Regions from separate parts of the Homo sapiens genome. Here region 2 is linked to region 1. The links are chromatin loops, found by intact Hi-C in ENCODE. Cell type or tissue: endothelial cell of umbilical vein. All regions are shown on one strand. Each heading gives the region's core, and the rest is flanking DNA. Links, peaks and the distances in the headings are about the cores only.

Evidence for each region. Hi-C counts contacts between places; a loop is a spot of excess contacts. Peaks named below come from ENCODE experiments on the same cell type or tissue, not always from the same donor. Only the 100,000 strongest peaks of a DNase experiment are listed, where the experiment ranks them.
Region 2: it touches region 1 in a loop (4-fold over the local background); 5 of 110 quality-filtered maps call a loop at or near these places.

The regions. Positions count from the first base shown.
Region 1 is chr7:82,735,640-82,746,556 of GRCh38, reverse strand. No RefSeq gene overlaps it. Among named protein-coding and RNA genes, the nearest start is that of CACNA2D1, 300 kb to the right of the region's middle. In endothelial cell of umbilical vein, for the core only: a CTCF peak has its summit at 6,113 (motif pointing left); a DNase peak (open chromatin) is centred at 6,096.
Region 2 is chr7:82,801,520-82,812,436 of GRCh38, reverse strand. It overlaps PCLO (piccolo presynaptic cytomatrix protein), which reads left to right. Exons shown (of 25, transcript NM_033026.6): 21 at 6,608-6,749; 22 at 10,846-10,917. Among named protein-coding and RNA genes, the nearest start is that of PCLO, 360 kb to the left of the region's middle. RefSeq lists an enhancer at 6,084-7,283. In endothelial cell of umbilical vein, for the core only: no CTCF peak of the experiment used is centred there; a DNase peak (open chromatin) is centred at 6,796; H3K27ac peaks cover 1,725 bases.

The DNA of each region.
Region 1 (10,917 bases), core at 1,478-9,477:
AAATTATGCATTTGCAAAATCCACATCTGCATACTACATTACCTGAAGCCTTAATATCGGCTCTAGCAATAATACCACCCATGGTATAGTAGCTACAACAAGAACTATTACTTGGCTGAGCTTACAGTATCTATAGTCTATATTTATTCTCCAGGATCCATTTATTTCACCCATGGGGAAGAATGGTAAGTTAAGCAGAGATATGCTAGGGCCATACATCCCTGCAACCTTTAGCTCTTGAATGGCATGTTTATTCTACCTTTCCTCCCTGTCCCCCAGAGATACACTGATTTACTATCTTGGTACAGGTAGGAGGGAAGAATAATTTCAGAGGTTTCCACTTGGTCTTTCCAAGAAGTCCAAAGACCAAACATGGGGAATATGCCAAATGCCAGGTAAAATACCAATTGCATATTGAAGACCAGGAAATGACCACCAGATATGTCTGTGAACACAGTGAATCCACTCTAGGCCAGGCTTTAGCAGACTCCACTTATTACGTGGCTCCTGTAAATCTCCACCCTAACTAGAGCGCCATGATGATTCACTGAGTCACCAGGTATCAACGTCAACTCAGAAATCTGTTCAACATTCCTCTGAGTACTTCTTTTTTCCTAGTAGATGGTCACATGAGTAAATAACTAGAAGTCCCTTTGAGAAAAGACTTGGGGAATCATTACAGTATATACATGCTTTGTATTGGAGACTTGTTCCTTTATGGGCACATGGTCATCCCTTTAGTAAATGAATCCTGAAACTCAAAATTAATTTAGGCGTGAGAACTAGGCAAAGCATTGTAACTTTATTTGTGGCAACTGGCCTCAGCCTCCCGCTTCTTCATTCTAGCTTATTTCTGATTGCAGATGTCAAGCAGCTCACTCATTAGCTACCCATCTATTTTGCCCCTAGTGATGCCATATTGTATTAACAACCTCCATAACTCCCTGAAGGTCAAGCCCCCTTGACTACTCCAATCTTGTGTGTCCCCTGCTTTTGTCTGTTAAGCCCTGCCACTTAGCCTCAATTATTCAGGGTCTCATCATGCTCATGAATACTAATCAGACCTGTTCTGGGAGCCCCTCTCCATCCAACTGCCCGTCATTCTGAGATGAGCTGCCACTGAACTTATGGATGCTGCTGCCCTCACCAATTGATTCCTGTTGGCTGAAGGACTCCCTGTGACCTCCCATGAAGCATAACATTTAATGGGGCTTCTGGCCCTACATGCCATGCATTCCATCAGGCCCACATTCCTGAGCCTTTTGCTTCTGCCAGGCAACCCAGGCATTTCCACTTTGCTCGGCCAGGGCCATCACTTATTCCTGGCTTTTAAGAGCCACTCTTAGCAGAAAGTTTGTTCTGTATTCTGGGGTCCTTACCAGGGTATAAAATAAAATGTCTCAAAAAAAGTGCTGCCAAGTCCATTGTTCTTATTCAGTCTTTCACTCTGGCTTCCGTGATCAAGCACCCTCAAACCTAACCCCAGGGGTGATCCCTTGGCTACTGTTTGTACATTGTAGCATATACCTGAAACTCCTTCAGTTTATAAACTCATTTCTCCCTTATCAGCCCAGCATGTCTCCAGTTAGATTGTGCTAGAATTCAGTCACAGTTTTCAGCTTTATAATCAGGATAGGCAGGAGGGGCAACTCTTGAGAAGGTCACCTGTCGTCTTGCAAAGGAGAGGCTGCTCTGTAGCTTTTTCCTGTGGGGGAGCAGTACTAGCTCTTACTAGGGAGGGACAGCCTTCTCCCTTTTGCAAATTCTGAGGGTCAGAGGGGTCTGAAAAGCCACAATTCTCAGGGATATGGTCAAAGTAAAAATTGCACTGGAAGGCAAAGAAGACATTATTCAAAGCTGCTAAAACAGAAGAGAGAGGTCGTCTGAAGTCAACTCTATTGAAACAAAGAGAAGGAGGAATTTTCAGAACTGGGATGATCTACTGGAAAAGTGCTGGAGGACATGGGGTGGGGGTTGGGCGGTTGATCAGTGGGATGTGCTAATCCTGAGTTTGCAAATGTTTTTTCTCAATTATTAGGCCATCCATGTTTGCTAATTGGTGCCCATAAAAGTTAGGCTCCCATTCGCACACAGAAACTGAAAGATAGGTGCACTATCTTTCCTCGAAATTACATGTCAAAAGAGTGGCTTCTAAGTCCTCAAGAAAGACTTTCCTGGATTATGAGAGGACCTCAGGGGTTTTAAAGCCATCCCGGTCAGCGTTGACTCAGGTGTTCCAATTCTATCTGGTAGGGTTCCAGAGATCCTAACCACAGCCCTAACCTTAAGGGAAACCTGTACTGTCTTTGCTGAACGTTAAAATGTCTCTGGAGCCTCTGTAGTTCTCACTATGAAACCCCGGGTCTGCTTCTCAGCAACTATCAGCTCTTCCATTGCAGGGAGTAAGGGCTTCTTCCTAAACTACCACAAAGGGCCTCTGGCTATCACAGCTAACTTTACGAATTTGTCAACTTCCTTATCATTTATCGTTATACCTCTATAAAGCAACACTTCAACTTAGTAGTAAATAGTCAGTTCTGCTGTCCTTACAGGCATTGTGCACTCTGTGTCTTTCAAATGCCTTGATCCTCACACCAAGGACATTCCTCTCCCTGGGGACTTCTCCTAAGTCATCACTCCTGAAATCAGCAGCAATTGGGCTGCCACCTTATTCAGAAATTATCTATGCTTTGCGTTTCAGATGATGTATTTCCTTTTCAAGTGTTAAATATTCTTTATTTGATATTACACACACACCACACTAAAATGCCTTTCAATAAGTACGAGAAACTTTTTTTTTTTTTCCAGACAGAGTCTTGTTCTGTTGCCCAGGCTGGAGGTCAGTGGTGTGCGATCTCGGCTCACTGCAACCTCCACCTCCTGGGTTCAAGCGATTCTCCTGCCTCAGCCTGTTGAGTAGCTGGGATTACAGGCATGTGCTAACACACTTGGCTAATTTTTGTGTTTTTAGTAGAGATGAGGTTTCACCATATTGGCCAGGTTGATCTTGAACTCCTGACCTCAAATGATCCACCCACTTTGGACTCCCAAACTGCTAGGACTACAGGCATGAGCCACCACACCTGGCCAAGGAACCATTTTAGATACAGGAAATTCTAATTAGGTTGGTATAGTTAAAACCAAAAAGATAAAGTAGACTTTGCCACCTTATCTTCAGCCCAGCCTTTAGGAGGCAAATAACACAAAACACAAATGAGTCTTGCTTGGTTCTGAGAAAAAGGGGGGATTTCCCCAGTATTTAAATATAGTCATATAACAAGTATATACATCTGAATATAAAACCAATCTCTAATAGATTTTAAGATGGCATGCACCGTCTTTGTGGAAAGTTGAACATTATTAACAAAGTCCAGTCATATCTTCAGAAGACGAAAACAGCGATAGCATTTACTGAATCAGAATTACTATTAACGTTCAAAAAACCAAACATATTAATTTAACCACAAGCCAGTCTTAGTTAAGTCAGGACTGCCCAAGAAAAATATTCTGTCAGTCATTCATGATCAGAATTCTGATGTATGAGATCTATTAAATCATGGCACACATAAAAAAAGTCACAAGACATACCACAGAAATACAAACTACCATCAGAGAATACTATAAACACCTCCAAGGAAATAAACTAGAAAATCTAGAAGAAATGGATAAATTCCTGGACACATACACCCTCCCAAGACTAAACCAGGAAGAACTTCTGAACAAAAATCTTCTTGCCCTTCTCATCATCGCCCATATTTAATTCTCTCTCATCGCTGGTGATATGAAGATTTCTGTTCAAAAGCCAGACATCTTGCTAAGTCCAGTATGGTACTTTATTTGCCAACTGGAGAGGGAATGATCCAGTCCCCACAACCCCCTTCTTGTCACCTGTTTTCTCAGACCACTCTCTGTGTCAGTTTGGGTCCTCTGAGTAGACACCAGGACAGGATTGGATGTCCAAGGGATTTGCGGGTGTATTGCCTTTGAAGGAAGAGCCTTCAGACCGAGATGGAAACATCATGACTGTGAAGAAAGAATGAAAAGAAAAGGAAGGACTGGGAAGGAAGGACTCCTTCAGACTGCAGAACTGTTCTGAAAAACTCTTGGGCACACTAAGGTGGTGGAGGGCGCTTCAAAGAAAATGCGTTCATTAGAGGAGGCGTCACTTTGAGCAGGCATGGACTGGTTCTACCCTGCTGTGCTTGACCATTGTCTGGGAGCAGCTTATAGGATGTGTGGCCTCAGTGCTCAGGAGGGGAGCAGCTAGAAATTGTTGATCAACTACCCTCCCACAGGAGGTTTTTATGAAGATCTGAGCAGGACATTTCCACAGCCACCACAGCATGTCATTTACAAGAACTCTTTATAAAATATGAAAAAGTAGGATAGAGAAATCTAATGGCAATTAAAACTTAAGGCCATAGGGAAAAATGGGATTCAGTTTGGAATTAGAAATCAGTGCACCTCATATTCCATTCTATCTTGGAGAGCAATAACCATTATTTTCTTCCTAGTATGTTTTAAGTATAATTTTGGTTTCCTCAAATAGTCTATTTCTTATACCAAGTATGATATTGTATATGTGAAGTTTGCCCTTTTAAAAAATTTATACAAAGAGAATGCTAAAAATGCTGAGATAACTAGAATAACATTGGCCCAGTGCTTTCTTAGTTGATGGGTAAACAAGAAAAAAAAGAACTTTTTCACTAAATCATTTTGGATAGCTTGATGTTCTTTTAATGTGTAAGAAAAAAATGGTTTAGCCTGGTGTAAACATGCCTTTGATTTCTGAATTTTAATGTTGGCTTTTAATGATGGTGCAGCATACTCTTAGCAGTGCTTGAAATGCCTCTTTAGTACATACTTCAAAGGAATGCTCAGAGCTGCTGCCTCTGCAATTGTTTAGTACTCTCATAAAGTGGAATTTGAAAGTGTGTCTTCTCCCAGGGAAGAAAAAAATCCCAGGAACTAGATACATTGATAGATGTAATTGAGATTGAAATTATTCTGTTTTCATTGAGGTCTAGGGTCTCAGTTCAAACATATCTAGCCTATTGCCATTCTATTGGGTACTTTTTATGCTCTCTTCTGTTCTTTTTTTTTTTCTATTTGTTAGAGTTGTCCTTCATCATCATCATCGCTACCATCAATAACATTATCAAAAATTACCATTAAAAGTATCACTTTGCCTTTAATATGTTAAGCATTACTGCTCAATGTGAGCTGAATGTTTTTGGTTTCCTTCCTATGCACAGTAGGAGAGAGTCAGGGCTGAAGGCCAAATACTTATAGGTTAAAACTAACAACTCAAACCCATAGTCCTCAGAAACATCAAGACCAAATGTTGGGGTCTTGAGTCAGGAGATGGGAGAGAGGAAGCGCTTATGGGAAATGTTTTATTCTAGTCATCGTGAAGTTCAACCTATCTTGGACATGAAGACCCCTGACATGCACTCACAGTAGAATATTTTTATGAAAGCTGTTCTGAGATCAGAAGGGGCCAAGCGGTCTTGATGATGGGGGTTAATTCCTAAACATCTCAATCAGTTTCCCTATAGTCCCTGAATATTTTTGACATCTGGATGTTTTAAGTGCAAAATATGTATTTTAAGACACTTACCTAAGGAGCAAAGTTCATTATTATTCAATGGTGTTTTATTTACTGATGTTTAGAATTCATTATTAAAAACTCTTATCAAGCTATAGATACTTGCTCACTACAGTCACTTTTCTTCCCTAAGATATGCTGTAAACTTGGCATTTTTAAAAAATGTTTATTTTTCTTCCCTCAGCTTCTGGACTCAATATCAATAAGGCAGCTAATGTTGATAAAAGAAGACACATTCCATGCATTTTAAAGAAAAACGCAATTTATTTTTAAAACCCCATTCCAGTGAATATTTTAAAATATTTTATACAATAATTAATATCTCTCCAAAAATACAGCTTACTGCTTCTCATTGTTCTTTCATATTAGCTTGAATTACTGATTACCTGAATATAGCACGCTGCTAAAGGAAAAGGTTGAAATAGTCTGGAAATTCCAGATCCATCTTTGCTTTTCTAGACATATTCTGCTAGAGTCCCCTGCTCCAGCATTTGTGAATCACGCCCTCTGCTGGAGCCCCATGAGTTCAGTTGAATTGAGTTCAGTTTAATACTGAATGAGTATGCCAAGTGCACTAGAAAAACTCTTTAATCAATGATGACCCAGTTAACAGAGAAGATGCACAAAATCTGTGCCTAGCAGTCCCTCAGAAATGAAAGCCTTTCTGCTGTGATCTATTTATGTTTTATTTCTTAAATATCTAATGAGGCTAAGTCAGATTTTTCTGACAGCTTTGGATCCTCAGCTTTCTGCATTCATCATTTCCGGTCTGTAACAGCAAAATCTATATTTAAAGTATTTTATTCTTTTCTTTTCTTCAACCTATACAGATATATAGGTAGAAGATCTATATCCAATACAAATATACCCTTCTTATCTTTTCCCTCAAAATATTTTGCAGAGACCTTTGTCCTCCACAAAAGGTGACTTTATGCAGAGTGTAGTAGTGTAGTGGGATGGAAGAGAAGGTTCCCCTGTTTAAAAAAATATATTTGATATCAACCCAAATCAATGCTTTCTACCATTCAACACCCCCAATATCTCACTCAGGCTGTTCTAAAAGGATCTACAAAGTAGTTCCTGTAGGAAACAGAAACTGGTCTGTTTGCAGTTTTTAAAAAATATCCTGATACTATTATTCCTCTGCATCTTATGTCAAAAAAAGCACACAATTTCTATCAACATAAAGGATCATGTTTTAGAAAATCTGGATATACTAAGATCCATTTTTTTCCTTTCAAATCTGTATTAGTCTGGGTTCTCTAGAGAAACAGAAGCCATAGGAGATAGGTAGGTGATTGATTGATAGACAGATAAATAGATAGATAGGTAGATGGATAGATACACAGACATCCAGATAGATAAATTTGCCATAGGAGTTGGCTCACATAATTACGGAGGCTGAGAAGTCCAAAATTTGCAGTCAGCAAGCTAGAGACTCTGGAGAGCCGATGGTATAGTTCCAGGTCAAGTTTGAAGGCCTGAAAACCAGGTGAGCAGATGATGTAAGTTCCTGTCTGATTTTGAAGGCCTGAGGACCAAGACAGCTGATGCATAAGTTTCCGTGTGAGTTCGAAAACAGAAATAGACCAATGTCCCCATTCAAAGACAGAGAGAAAGAATTCTTTCTTACTCAGCCTTTTATTCTACTCAGGTCTTTCAGCAGATTTGGATGAGGCCCAACCACATTGGGAAGGGCAATCTGCTTTACTCAGTTTACTAGTTCAAATGTTAATTTCATCCAGAAACACCCTCACAGACACACCCAGAAATTATGATTTTTCTGGGTACCCCTTGGCCCAGTCAAGTTGACACAAAAGTTTAACCATCACAAATCTACTCCTCGCCAGTTTGGCACTCATATGCATCTTCTTAAACATATTTTATCTCCAAATAAAGAAAATAACATCTAACGTGATAAAACTACCCTGCACAGAACTGAAAATGCACCAACCCCTTCCCCAGAAGAGGAGGCAAAGTCCTTAAGGGGTGTTTACTCTTATCCTTGATATCCTATAACTTAAGTACTGAGATGTAAAATTAACAATACTTAAATACTATGATATAGCTGGGCATGGTGGCTCCCACCTGTAATCCCAGCACTTGGGAGGCTGAGGCAGGCAGATCACTTGAGGTCAGGAGTTTGAGATCAGCGTGGCCAACATGGTGAAACCCCATCGCTAGTAAAAATACAAAATTAGCCGGGCATGGTGACACATGCCTGTAATTCCAGCTATTCAGGAGGTTGAGGCAGGAGAATCACTTGAACCCAGGAGACAGAGGTTTCAGTGAGCTGAGATGGCACCATTGCACTCCAGCCTGGGCAACAAGAGTGAAACTCTGTCTCAAAATAAATAAATAAATAAATAAACAAATTATATGATATAAAGTCAATACATGTTATGTTACATGAAAAGGGAACAGGAAAGGAAAGAAAACAAAGGGACGTATACAGCCTGCTGGCAGCAGATCTTAGACGTCTCAGCTTCCATAATTGTATGAGTCAATTTCTTATGGTAAATCTATGTATCTATCTATCTATCTATCTATCTATCTATCTATCATCTATCATTTATCTATCTATGCACACACACACACACACATATTCAGAACAAGCTAAGGAGGAAATACTCCTAATTTCCATAACTGGTCACATGGTCCGAGCTGCTATTTATAACTATCTTCTCCCACTACTCATTCTGTATTTCCTTGGCCTTCAGCAAACACCTCAGCTGCGTGTGGTCCTTTATCTGGTAGATGACCCAAACCTGTATTCCTGAATGACTTAGGCTGTTAGCAGTCCTGTCTAGATTGGGTTGTTGTCATTTTCCATTGATCTTAATCAACCTTAGGGATCTCCTGTGTTCCAGGAATCCTCTTCCTTACCTCCATTGTGGAGTAGCAGTTCAATTTCCCACTGGTAGTCAGGATCACTCACCCCTGCCAGCACAGTAAATCCCTTATTTTCCTGTTGATTCAGAGGCATGAGGAGTCCAAAGTTGCTGGATAGCAGTCTTAACTTCCAGCTCAATGGAATCATGTTGTGTCTCCTAATGGAAGCATCCCTCCCTTTGGAACTAAGACCTCTAGGTCAGCAAAGCATAAGGTGGTAGGAACAGGAAGCAAAAATTTTGCTAATGGGTCACTAGGAGTAATACTGAGTGGTTCCACTCTGATTTCCATCCTTCATTCCTGACCCATAAATCCTGGCTATAGGAGAAGCAGCACAATATGCTGGAAGATAATTCAGACATATACAGTTTTATGGAGAACTTCACCTCAGCCCTGCAAGGTATTGTTACATAGCTGGTGCTGTAGCTGAGTCTTCAAAAGGCCATTCCACCATTCTATCAAACCAGCTGCATCAGAAGCAATCCTGTGTCTAATACCATGATGCTGGATAAGGCATTCTAGAAATCTATGGATGGTAGTTTTTGCAGACGCATTGTATGCAGAGAAGGCAAATTCATATCTACACTGTCTATTTCAGTAAGAACAAAATGATATTCCCTCCATGGCAGAAGTGGTCCAATATAATCAACCTAGCACCAGGTAGCTGGCTGATCACCAGCAGTGAATGGTGGACTCTGTTGGTCTCTGCTGCTAACAGATTAGGCACTCAGCAATGGCCACAATCAGGTCAGCCTTGGTGAATGAAAGTCCATGTTACTAAGCTTATTCATAATCTCCATCCCTGCCACCATGGCAACTTTGTTCATAAGCCCATTGAGTAGTGTTGCGGGGAAGAGCTAACTGGTATCCACAGAAGAGGACATCTCATTTACTTGATTATTAAAACTCTTCTTTGCTGATGTCACCCTTTGGTGAGCATTCACATGTGACATAAATACTTTCACATTTTGATGTCTCTCGGCAAGATTTTCTTGTCACCTATTTTCTAAACATGTTCCCTCCAGGTCCCTGACCATTCAGCTAACCCATTTACCATAGTCCATGAGTTGGTACATAATCCCATTGCTGGCTATTTCTCCTTCCAAGCAGAGTAAACAACCAGGTGCACTTTTCAAAGTTTTTCCCACTGAGAGGATTTCTCTTCACGACTGTCCTTCAGGGATGTCCCAGAAAGGGGCTGTAGTGCTGCCGCTGTCCACTTTCAAGTGCTGCCAGCATATCATGCAGAACTATCTGTAAAACAGACCTGAATGTCCCATTCCTCTGTTAGCTGATCCTAGGGAATTCCCTATGAGGCCATAGGTGCAGGCTGGGAAAGAGAAGCCAATGTAGCAGAAGTAGAGACCACGGACAATTGAGTCACTTACTCATGTAACTTACTTGTGATTTCAGGGCCTGCTCAGGCCTATCAAAATCTATATCACTTCCATTTCATGATGAAGTGATGCTGTGCACACCCAATTTTATCACTTGGCAGATCAGATAACCCCCAGTTTATGATGAGCAGCTCAGGTCCCGTGGTAACTTGGTGGCCCATGGTTTAGCATTCTGTCTCTAAGGCCCAATAACAGGCCAAGAGCATTTCTAAAAACAAAAGAGAGAGAGAGTAATTTTCTGTGGAGGATGGCAAGACTTTTTCCAAAATCCTAAGGGTCTGTATTGAAATTCACATGTATCATGTCTGTCTGCCGCTGACACTTCAAGAACTTTAATCTGCTGTATCATATGGCTCAAGCAGCAGAGCAGCTTGTACAGTAATAGCCTGGACCTACTGCAGAACTCCCTCTTGCTCTGGGCCCCACTCAAAATTAGCAGCTTTTACAGTCACCTGATATGGGTTGGAATGACGCACCCAAATGAGTAGTATGTTAACTCCAAAATCTAAAGAGGCCCACTAGGCATTGTCTCTTTTTCTCGTTGTGGAAGCAGCCACATGCAACAACATATCCTTCACCTTAAAGGAGTTATCCTGTCATGCCCCATATCACTGGGCCCCTTAAATGTTCACTGATGCAGAAAGCCCCTGAAATTTTGTTGGAATCATTTCCCATCCTCTGATACTCAAATGTCTTCCCATTCTCTGATACACAGAGAAGACTAGAGTAGTTGCAACTTCTTACTCACCAGGTCCAATCAACATAATGTCATCAATGTAATGGACCAGTGTAATATCTTGTGAAAGGGAAAGGCAATTCAGATCCCTGCAAACTAAATTATGAAATAAGCCTGAAGAGTTGCTATACTCCTGATATAGGAGAGTGAAAGGGTATCGACTTGCCAGCGAAAAGCAAATTGCTTCTGGTGGTCTTTATTTACAGGTATGAAGAAAAAAGTACTTGTCAGATCATTAGCTGCATACTAGGTACCAGGGGATGTGTTGATTTGCTCAAGCAATG
Region 2 (10,917 bases), core at 2,000-9,999, 65 kb before region 1:
AGGAAGACCTACTTAAAAGGCAACATTATGATTTCCTTTTAAAAGCAAGGATTATAGTATACGGAGCCAACATGTATTTTTTCATGTAAGAAAAAATTCCTCTATACCGTGCTATTAGTTAAGCTAACTTCATTTTCATTTGTTACATTGTTTTATACGATTACTTCTGTTTCCTGAAGTGATCATTGATCTTATTATCTATAAAGCCAGATAATGAATCATTATAAACAAACTAAATTGTTCATTAAGATGTCATTAAGAATTCAGTCATAAGGCCAATGTGCATGGAGAGAGAAAACTGTGAATATACGAGATTTACCATCTTTCTGGAACACAGCAAATGGAGGCAACCCGTCTTCATCTTCTTCTCTAAAAGGAGCTACTATGTGAATATGACATATCTTAAGGGAAATATTTTTATTTTTATAAGAAAAAAGCCTGCAACATTCCATTTCTCATGACTTGTCATACCTTTATAATAGATATATTGTTTACATATATATATAAAATATATCTGTAATGACTAATAGTCATCTAATAATTTGTCATTTAAAAAAGAAATTGTCAATGACATCCTTCCTTCAACTTCCATGCCTAACGACTTACAAATGACTGATAGAGATATCAGAGTTTCAACACCTGTATTTGTGAAAACTTGTGATTTGGTGGTGTGTGAAAACTACAAATAGCTCTATTGAAGCTAGCCCATTTTTCTAGTGTCCAGTTTGCTTTAGATTTTCCCAAATAGATAATAATTATACTGAAGTAGATTTGGAAAAAAATTAAACTTCTAAATTACTTTTAAGATGCAGTACCTCTTCTTAAACTAGAACCCCTGAACTGTAATAGAAAACATACATGAAGTGTGATTGTACATAATTCAAGGGAAAACATTCCAAATAATGCTGGCACAATGACACTTAAAACCTGAAATTTTCAGGTCCACGTTCAAAAGAAAATTAAAACATGAGATAAAACTGCAAAATCCCTTTAGTAAAAATATCAAAAAACAAAAACAGTAACAGCAATAACAACAGGTAGATGACAGAGACAGGAGGAGGGAAGAAGGAAAGGAAAGAGGGATGGACAGAGAAAGAAACAAAGAAAGAGAGGAGAAAGGTACCTGAAGTAAATACTAGCTAAATTAAAGCTAGCTACAGGGGGTAAAAATTCCCAAATACTTGATTTCTAAAACTGCTAGGTAGTTATTTCCGTTCCATCATTAAGTATTGGAATAAACAAAATTATTGATTGCTTTTTATTTCGGTTAATCTTAAAATTTTAGAGACTGTATCTAGGAAGATATTTACTACTGTATTAACCAAGTAATTTGGGAAAGTACAAGCTACCTACATAATAAATTACTCCTCAGAATATTTGGAAATAGCTCTGTGCTGGACCAAAGATATAAAACCAATAATGGAACATCATAGACAGCAACCTATTTACATTCCAAACACTAATTTTTTGGAATTTAGTAGGATAGGCAGAGACCTTGCCTTTTAAATTTCAGATAACTGGATGTGATATAAAAGTAGTAAAAGTGAAGTCTACAATTTAATCCGTGCTCTCAGAGCAAAGTGCTGCCATCATGTGGTAAGTACAGTGATAGCTTTGCATATTTAAGTACTGTGTGGTAGAGGGAAGAAAAGCCAACAGAGCAAACTAATTGAAGACAGATGTGCAGTCAAAGAGACACTACCGATTTAATTAAGGTTAGCCACAATGGAGTAATAAAACACAATGATGTTGAACCATCTAACAGCCAAAGAAAGTGAAATGGTCAAAGAATAATTTAAAACAGATTGAATTGCATCACAGAAGGTAACATTTGTTTACCTGAAATGCCCCCTCAATTAATTGAGTTACAAAAATGATTCAACGTTCTAAGATTTATTCTTTTAGGGCACAGGACCCTTTCTATGAGTGAGCTGATTCTATCATATATTTATAGCATCCACTCTTTCCTTTACTTGGTACTTAGTAATACACTTAAGATTTCAAAAAGAAAGTAGACACAAAAATGTAATTCATAAAAAATGGCCCCAAAGATGTATCTTATTACTAAGAAAAGCCTCTCAATGTTTATATAAACTTTTTTCATATGTAATACACAGGTGTGTAATACATTCACACATAGTAGGTCCTTGGTTTCTGAAACTCTAATTAAAAGAGTTGGAAGAATAAAGCAGAAGTTGAATATTTCTAAATTTTTGATTTTGAAATTATAAAATTATGGAAGATTATACTTAGTGTGTTTAAAATATTATTTCCCTCAATAACATAAAAAATAGAGATATATTACACTTAAATATAACCCAGAGCTCTCCAACTACCTACATACAAACATGGGATCAGGACAAGTTCTAGAGTCTGTAATAGTGCTGGCTCCCACAGAATGTTACTCTACATATTATTTTCTTTTGTCACTTTCATTTTAAATATATATGTAATATTTGTGATTATGAACTTTTTGAAATTCATAAGCTTATAATCTCTGATGGTTAGTGTATTCTCATTAAATATTTCCTTCAATCAAACCAGTGTTTTGGGAGATTGGGGTTAAAAAATATAGTTGAATGATCACCTTTTTCTATACAGTATGACAGAGTAAAGTTATCTCTGATTTTAAAAGCTAAAAAAAATGACTCCCTAAAGTTTCTTTGACAAAGAACATGGAAAAAAAGCTTCCATATCAAGTGGACTTCTTGTTGAGAAATTTATGATTTGTATAAAACACAAAGCTTGATTTAAAAAGTGAAATTATCTACTAAATCATTCAGATGTTTTGATTGGTTAAAGGAAAGAAGTATTAATGTATTATTATTATTATTACTTATTCATTAAATATTGTTCAAACATGGTTCCGGGACAAGCTTTTAAGGAAGTTACCAAGGAGAAAACATAGGCTTTGCTTCCAATAACGACAGAGTATGTGCTACAAGAGTCCAGACATAGGAGAGGTCACTTCTGAATGGGAGAATGAGGAAAAATGCATGAAGCAGGTGATTTCTGAGCTAGGCCTTTACAGATAACTTTAATTTAGATACAAGAAAGTGATGGGATAAAAGAGAGCTTAGTAAAGTTGGAAAGAAAAAAGCCAAACCAAAGGGAGCCAGAGTGAATGGACTGAGAGGGCTTCCATGTAAAGTGTTTGAAGGAGAATTACAAGAGATATATTTGGAAAGACCAGACCAATAAAAAACTCTTTTGAGAGGCAAAATAAAGAATGTGGTGGAAATTATTAGATGTCTTGAAATTACCTAAGATCCAGCCTCAGATAATAAAGTCCTAAATACACTTTATTTGTTAAAAAAAAGTTTGCCTTTATGCAGATTTAGCTCAATTTAATAGAATTGATGTTTTATTTCTTGAAGTCTGTTTCAAGAGAAAGAAATGAGTAAATACATGTTTCAAGTATCTGGAAAAGATATATTAAAATACGGATTCTTAGAACCAGCTTATCAAAACCTCTCCATTTTTTGTTTTATCACATTTTATGATATGCAGATACAGCCCAGCAAGAAGAAAAGATCTGTTGTGTGTTTTAATTTAATTCATTTTTCAGAAACTAACCAAATGTGAGGCTATATATCTCTGCACTACACTTAGATACCAAGTTAAGAATACAGAATTTAATCCAGCACCGGATGTTTTGTTGTGATAACTCCAAATAACTAGATTCATTTGAATTATTCACCTAATTTCTAACTGCCTAAAATTTCCATAGACAGAACCTTAGATGTAATCATGTTTTGCAGAGATGTTAGACTGATTCCATCATAGGTAAATGTCCCCTGGATTTGGTTTTCTTTTTTAATATTTCTTATAAAATGTTATTTGTTTGCATTTAAAATATTGACAACACTTGCACAGGCTTTCAAAATGAGAATTCTATTCAAAGAGATTGGCAAGATGGAAAAAAAACCTGTCTTTTCTTAAATTTATTTCTAGCTTTGTTTCTTTCTTCTTATTATGCTATTTTATATTCTGTACACATTTCTCAACTTTTCCAGAAGAGGAATAGAACTAAAAATCGCATCAGGTAAAACCAAAGTTGACAAAACAAAGGATGGACGATTTTGAAACATAGATAATAAATCATTTTTATAATGTAGCTATTTTTGTTCATTGTGAGTTTGCTCTTGAATTAAAATTATTTTAATTTAATAAATATAAATTGATTGAATATTAGTGTCTAATAATTAAGGTTTATCTTTGAAAATAGTAAATTGTGATTTTCCAATTGATGAAATTAATGTCTTCCATTCAATGTCATACTAAAAATTATGAATTGGATTATAGAATCCCATCAAAAAGTATGACAGCTTTCTTTTGTTTATAATCAATTGACTAATCTGACTCATTATGTAGGTTATGCATTTTAATCTACTTTATACATGTCCATCATTTTACATCCTACTCACATTACCTTTACATTTTTAAAATTATTCTTTTAAGAAGTTTTTTTTAACACTAACTACACCATCTGGGTTTCTTCTACATAAAATAAAGAAAATATTCAGAAACATAACTATTCTGTTTCCACAAATCCAGTCCTGTGGGTTACTAGCAATTCCTTGATGACTGGTTGTTTAACAGCATTCAGTTCAATTAGTCAATTGTATATCAGATGTCTATAAGTTAGGAACACATTTTCCTAAATAGCCGTTTCTAACTTATACACATCTGATATACAATTGACTAACTATTAACAATTTCTTTCTTGTTCCCTATTCTCGGGAAGGGATCCTACTACCACTGGAATATATATAAAAATTCCTTGTGGCTTTAGAGAACCTGCTACCGACGAAATTGAAAAAGTGAAGAAATGGGGGAAAAGTTAAATCCTTTGCAAGACTTGATCCTAGCTACCCTGAGGGTGGATTTCCTGTCCTCAAATGGTTTCCCACACAATGTTTATGTGTTTCACTTCATGTGGTTATTATATTGGTTAAAATTCCACCAGATTAAGAATAATTGTGTTTTTATACATATCCTTAAGAAATATGTAGATATCTTAGGATCGTGAAATGATTATCAACTGTTCACCCATTAGTATAACTCTATCCAACTGGCTAATAAACTCCTAATGGGATAGGGACGCATTTATGAAGAAAAAAGACTCTAAGTAGAACTGTAGGTTTGAACACATCTAGATTTAGAAGAGAATAGAGTTAAATTCATTGTCAAAGACTATTTAAGCTCAAAGACAGTAAGAAACAGCTGTTGACAGTAAAGCCCTTGAGAAGAGTGGGGATACCTTGAGAAGAGAATAGAGTTAAATTCATTGTCAAAGACTATTTAAGCTCAAAGACAGTAAGAAACAGCTGTTGACAGTAAAGCCCTTGAGAAGAGTGGGGATACCTTGAGAAGAGAATAGAGTTAAATTCATTGTCAAAGACTATTTAAGCTCAAAGACAGTAAGAAACAGCTGTTGACAGTAAAGCCCTTGAGAAGAGTGGGGATACCTTGAGAAGAGAATAGAGTTAAATTCATTGTCAAAGACTATTTAAGCTCAAAGACAGTAAGAAACAGCTGTTGACAGTAAAGCCCATGAGAAGAGTGGTGATGTGGCAAATAATATCACAAGAGGAAGAAGAGTAAGTTACTGGGCTCCTACATATCTCACTCCTCATAATCACAATTTTATGAGGTAGGCATTACTGACTCCCATTGTTTTCAAATGAGAAAAGCAGTGTACAGTTGCTAAAGAGTGGGTTGGGAGTCAAAACCAGATCGGTGTGACCGAAAAGTTCACTCTCTCTGGCGGAAGACAAATATCAACGATTTCAAAAACTTACTAGAGAAACTTCTCCCCAGCAAAATCAGGGAAACACTTGCCTTATCTTCCTTCTTTTTGCATCAAAATTTCTTCTCAAATCTGACAACAATATTAGTACTATACCCCTACTGCATAATTTATTGCACAAATTTGTAATGTCTGTATGGGAATATGGATTCTTATATTCAAATATCAAACTTAGGAAATTCTTGAGACAAGTCTCAATGATAAACTAGGAAATGCCTGAAAAGAAACAAATATCTTTAAATTTTAAAACCTTGCTGGAGATAGTAGGCAGAGGTACATACAAACAAACAGAATTTTCAATCACTTCTTAAAATTCTATTTTGCATTTTTGTTTCTAAGGAGAAAAACAGATTATAGTCTAGTAATAGGAAAAAAATAAGCAATTTTCTTTATCTTGCCATTTCTATCTACCCAAGTCTTTCTAAATTCTTTTCTCCATGAAATAGCCAAAATTCTTTTTATTTACCATATCATTTTTGCAATACTGTACAAAGAAACCACAAAAATAATAATAGTAGCATAGTTACATACTATTTAACTTGGTCTAAAAATTAAATGTGTTTTTCCCTAAAGGTGATTGCTTTTCCTTGATGTCCAATAAAAACAGTAAAATAATTTATTGTTGCCACCATTCATTATCAGTAAAGGAAACGAAAAGGCGGGTTGAAAAATGTAGAGTTCTTCAGTAGCTGTTTCTTGTCACATGTAAATTAAGAAGATGTATAATGATGCATTTGTAGATCAATGTCAGCTTCATTTATTGACTGTGGTGTTGAATCTTCCCACACCATGCAGCAAAGCCTCCCAATCACCGGCCTGCAGAAAGCTCTGTGTCCACCGGCTCCTCGGGCAGCAGCTTTGGCAGTGGGTATAGCGTGGACAGTGAAGGAAGCAGCAGCACTGCAGGGGAGACTAATCTATTTCCTATTCCGAGGATGTAAGTGGGTCTCTTTTTGTTACTACAAAGCTTACTCAGCATCATGAGTAAGGCATTCTCAACAGTTAACAGGAAATAACTGGATAATTACCCAATTCTGAGTCATTGTCCCTGAGACACTTGAACTGTTAATGCCTATGTAAAAATAGATAGTTCAAGAAAGATTGGATAATTCAGTTAATTCTAAGGATAAATGTTAGTCACTGCCAGAACTACTTAATCAATACAATCTGTATTTGATGTTAAAACTGCTAATCACTTAGCCATGCCAGAATAAAGTTCAGCAGGAATACAGTAATGTTTTAATCACATAATGACCAAATACAAACATTACTGGTATTTGAGACAAACATATATTAATTTACCTTGAATCAGGAGATATTTAAACATATTCAAAGAATCCATATATCATATTTGAAATAGAGGACATAGTGAATAATCATACAGACTTTTCAACTATAAATCCTTCTACAATTAACATTGAAGGTTTCGAAGTGTTTCCATACTTTCTAGAACAAAGACCGAGTAGTGCATAGGTCCCTGAGTAGGTACTCTTGGAATAAGAATCACTCATAATGTTAAGCCTCAAAATAAAAAAAAAGTCATTTTGCAAATCAAATGCAAAACTTTAGCATACTTAATGTGTTAGAATCGCCTTGGTCATATTGGTGGCATTTAAGATAAATATGTAGATTATGTCTGTTCCAATAACAAAATCCAAACTTCCTGACTTTTCCTTTTCCTGCCCATTAACTAGTCTTCTGGATTTTGAAAATACCACTGGGCCACCCAGGTCCCAGGGTTTACGCCAGGGCAAAAGCAGTCTACCACCTGGTTTTCTAAGACCTGTGAGCTAAAAATGGCATTTCCATTTTCGAAAGTGTAGGAAAAAACAAAAGAAGTGTGATATTTTGTGACACTTGAAAATTATAGGAAATTGAAATTTCAGTGAATATAAACTAAGTTGTATTGGAACACAACCGTGCCTATTAGCTCTGTGTTGCCTGATGCTGCTTTTGTGCTGCAGGGCAGAATTAAGTCGTTAGAATACAGCCCATCTAAAATATTTACTAACTGGCACGTTGCAGAGCTTGCCAACCCTGAGCTGGGTTGTGAAAGGGTCTTTTTCATTTTCTCCAATGCTAAGTGAAGACTTTTCAGGGGGTGGATTGTCTATTTCTCTTTGTTTTAAAATAAAGGTTCTTATAAATCTTTCCTTCTGATGTCCACAACAATTATAATATTTTGATAATGGTTCAGTTTATAAAAGCAAAGCATTAGTGAAAATAGATTTTTACAGTGAAAAACGAGTTCATTTTGTTGTTTTGAACTACATTTTTTTCAATTTAAATTAAGCAAATTCTTATTGTATCACCTGTCCATCTTAGCTTTCTTTTCTTTTATGAGATTTAGTCTATGGATTCAATAGAGTTATTTGTACTTAATCAGTTATATTTTATTGGAAATTCTTCCTAAAAGAAATCTAATCCCATTGGTCTTTGACTTCTGATGATCCAATTTGACAGAAAAGAATTTCTACAAATTCTTTAAATTTCTTTCTAAGCTGTAAATGTCATGTGAATTTAGAAAGGTTTTAAACCACACATAATTTGTTATCCTTCCAATTTTTCTGCACCTTTCAAAATATATAATTTAACACTGATGGTAAAGTTATAATTCCAAAAAGTAAATATGTCATTTTGTCAATATTTGAATGTCTGCAGTATAAGTAGATTATGTATTTTATATATATACCACATTCTAATTTTGATTTTTCCCATTTTCCTGTTTCTCTTGTAAATCAAAGCTTCTCACAACTGTCTAGGAGACTCTTGCTTTGCCATATGAGCACAACGAATATTTACTTTTGAAAACCATTATAGGATATGTGTAAGAAGTAGTATTTGGCAGTTCTTTTATATCCCCCATTGTATCTAATAAAATTATAGCTTGGGCTAGTAAAAGTGTTTAATAAATATCTAGCGATTATTTAAAAATATAAATTATAAAATGTATAGCCAGAATGTTCTGAGCTAAAGTGTAGTCATTGGGAATTCAGAGAAACCACATCCTTCACACGACTCACAGTTACATTTCCTTTGCACTTAATTTAGCTTCACAATCCTATGAAAGTTTTTTGTATAATCTTCAAAATGTACTTACTACACATATTGGCTAAGTACCTATGTTAAAATCAGTTTCAATTGAAAGCAAAGACTGGCTGGGTATCACCATTAACATATAAAGTCTAAGACTCAAGAACAACCCCAAAAATTATCAAAATGTACTTGTACTACAATTACTAAGACTTACAGTAACTACTTTTTAAAAGTCTGGGATAGTATAAGAATATTTATTTTTTAGTATTCTGATCTACTAGATTACCAATACTAAAAAGACCTGCACTTTCAATAGAGTTTGGCTCAGCAACAAGGTATGTTTTGGTTCACTCTACCAGTGTAGCGTACTGATAAAAGTAAGATTACTGCTATTAAGCTTTTTTTCCCCTCTAATGCTAACAGATAGAGCAGAGTTCTTTTTTTTTTCTTAACTACTTGTCTTGAATCTTGATGAAGCAATTACATAAGCTAAAATTTTGTGTGTTACTTAAATATGTATGCAGATGTTGACCATGCAGACCATGGTTTAACATATATATGGTAAAATGGAAATGTTGGAAATTGCTTAATTTGCATGAACTTGGTCCCTCACATACACACTTAATAAAAATTTGTACTTAAACCTTTAACCTAGAATTATTATAATGGAACAATGTAATGGCTTTTGAGATAAAATAATTTCTGAATTTACATGTGTTCTTTTATTATGTGCGGAAACATTTCAGCACCTTCTCTGAAGTAGAATAAGAGGACCTTTAGAGCAGTTTTCAAGTAAGATATAATTGGATTATTAAGAAATAAATATGGTTACATTTTCAGCAGGTCTAGCAAACCAAATACTTCCTATGAAAGTTATAATTAATTGTTAGTAAATCCCACTATGCTAGAAGTGTTGTCTACAAAGTGCAGTATCAAGATGCTCTTTTGTTCAAGCATCTTTCTGTAACAATTTTTTATTCCATCTTTTTAGAACGCCTTATCTAAGCACATATAAAGGCAAATTCCAAACTTCTTCATGTGCCATGTAGCTTTTTCTCTAGCCGAAGAAATAAGAAGTGGTCTACTGTCCTTTAGCTGTTAAATTATTAACATTCTAAGCTTACAGTCCTCAAAGTATCCTGAATTCTTCATCTAGTTGACTTTCCAAAAAGTTTGAAGCTGAAAACTAAAAGTGATTAGCAGATTTTGGTTGAATTCTAAGGCTACTACGAGCATGCCTACCTGTTAATATGTCATGTTTATTGAATGCTTATTATTTCTCAGGCACTCTGTTAACCCTTTTCACGCATTTTTCATGTGTTTTTTTTCATAATCAAAATGTAGCTAATATTATTATCTTTATATCACAAAAGGAGAAACAGTCTTGACCAGGTACTTTGCCTTACATTACCCATAGCAAGAAATAGCAAAGCCAGAAACAGAGACCAAGCAGCCTGACTACAAAAGCCAGTTTGCTCAACACAGTGGAAAACACAGAAAGGAGTTGAAAAAAAAATACATGAAATAAGAAATATTTTATTAAAATATCATTTTTATATATTATTTAATTCAATATTGCTCTTTTTACCAAAAAAACTGGAATAACTCATCAGTACAACATATAAAAATATAAAGCCCCTTCTCATTGTTGAGTTAGAAATAAATAAAAAATTCTAAAACAAAATTTCTAAATGTCATGATGGTCTTATTTTTTGATAAATAGTCTACAAATAAAAACTACTGAATGTTGAGGTATATTGTTTGGCCTGAATAGGAATAATAAACAAGTTCACATTTTAAAATTATGATATAGAGCAATTAACTGTGTATGTATGTGCCATTCAAATAATTATTGCAAGTCCAAAAATATTCGGTTGTGCAAAAGTAATTGCAGGTTTTGCCATTACTATCAATGTCATTTTATTTATGCAAATTTAGCCTCTTTTGCATTCATGAGATCATAACTGAATATATCATTTTATTTTATTTCTAAACAGAGGGAAGATGGGACAGAATGGACAAGAGCCTGTAAAACAGCCAGGGGTAGGAGTAGGACTAGCAGACACTGA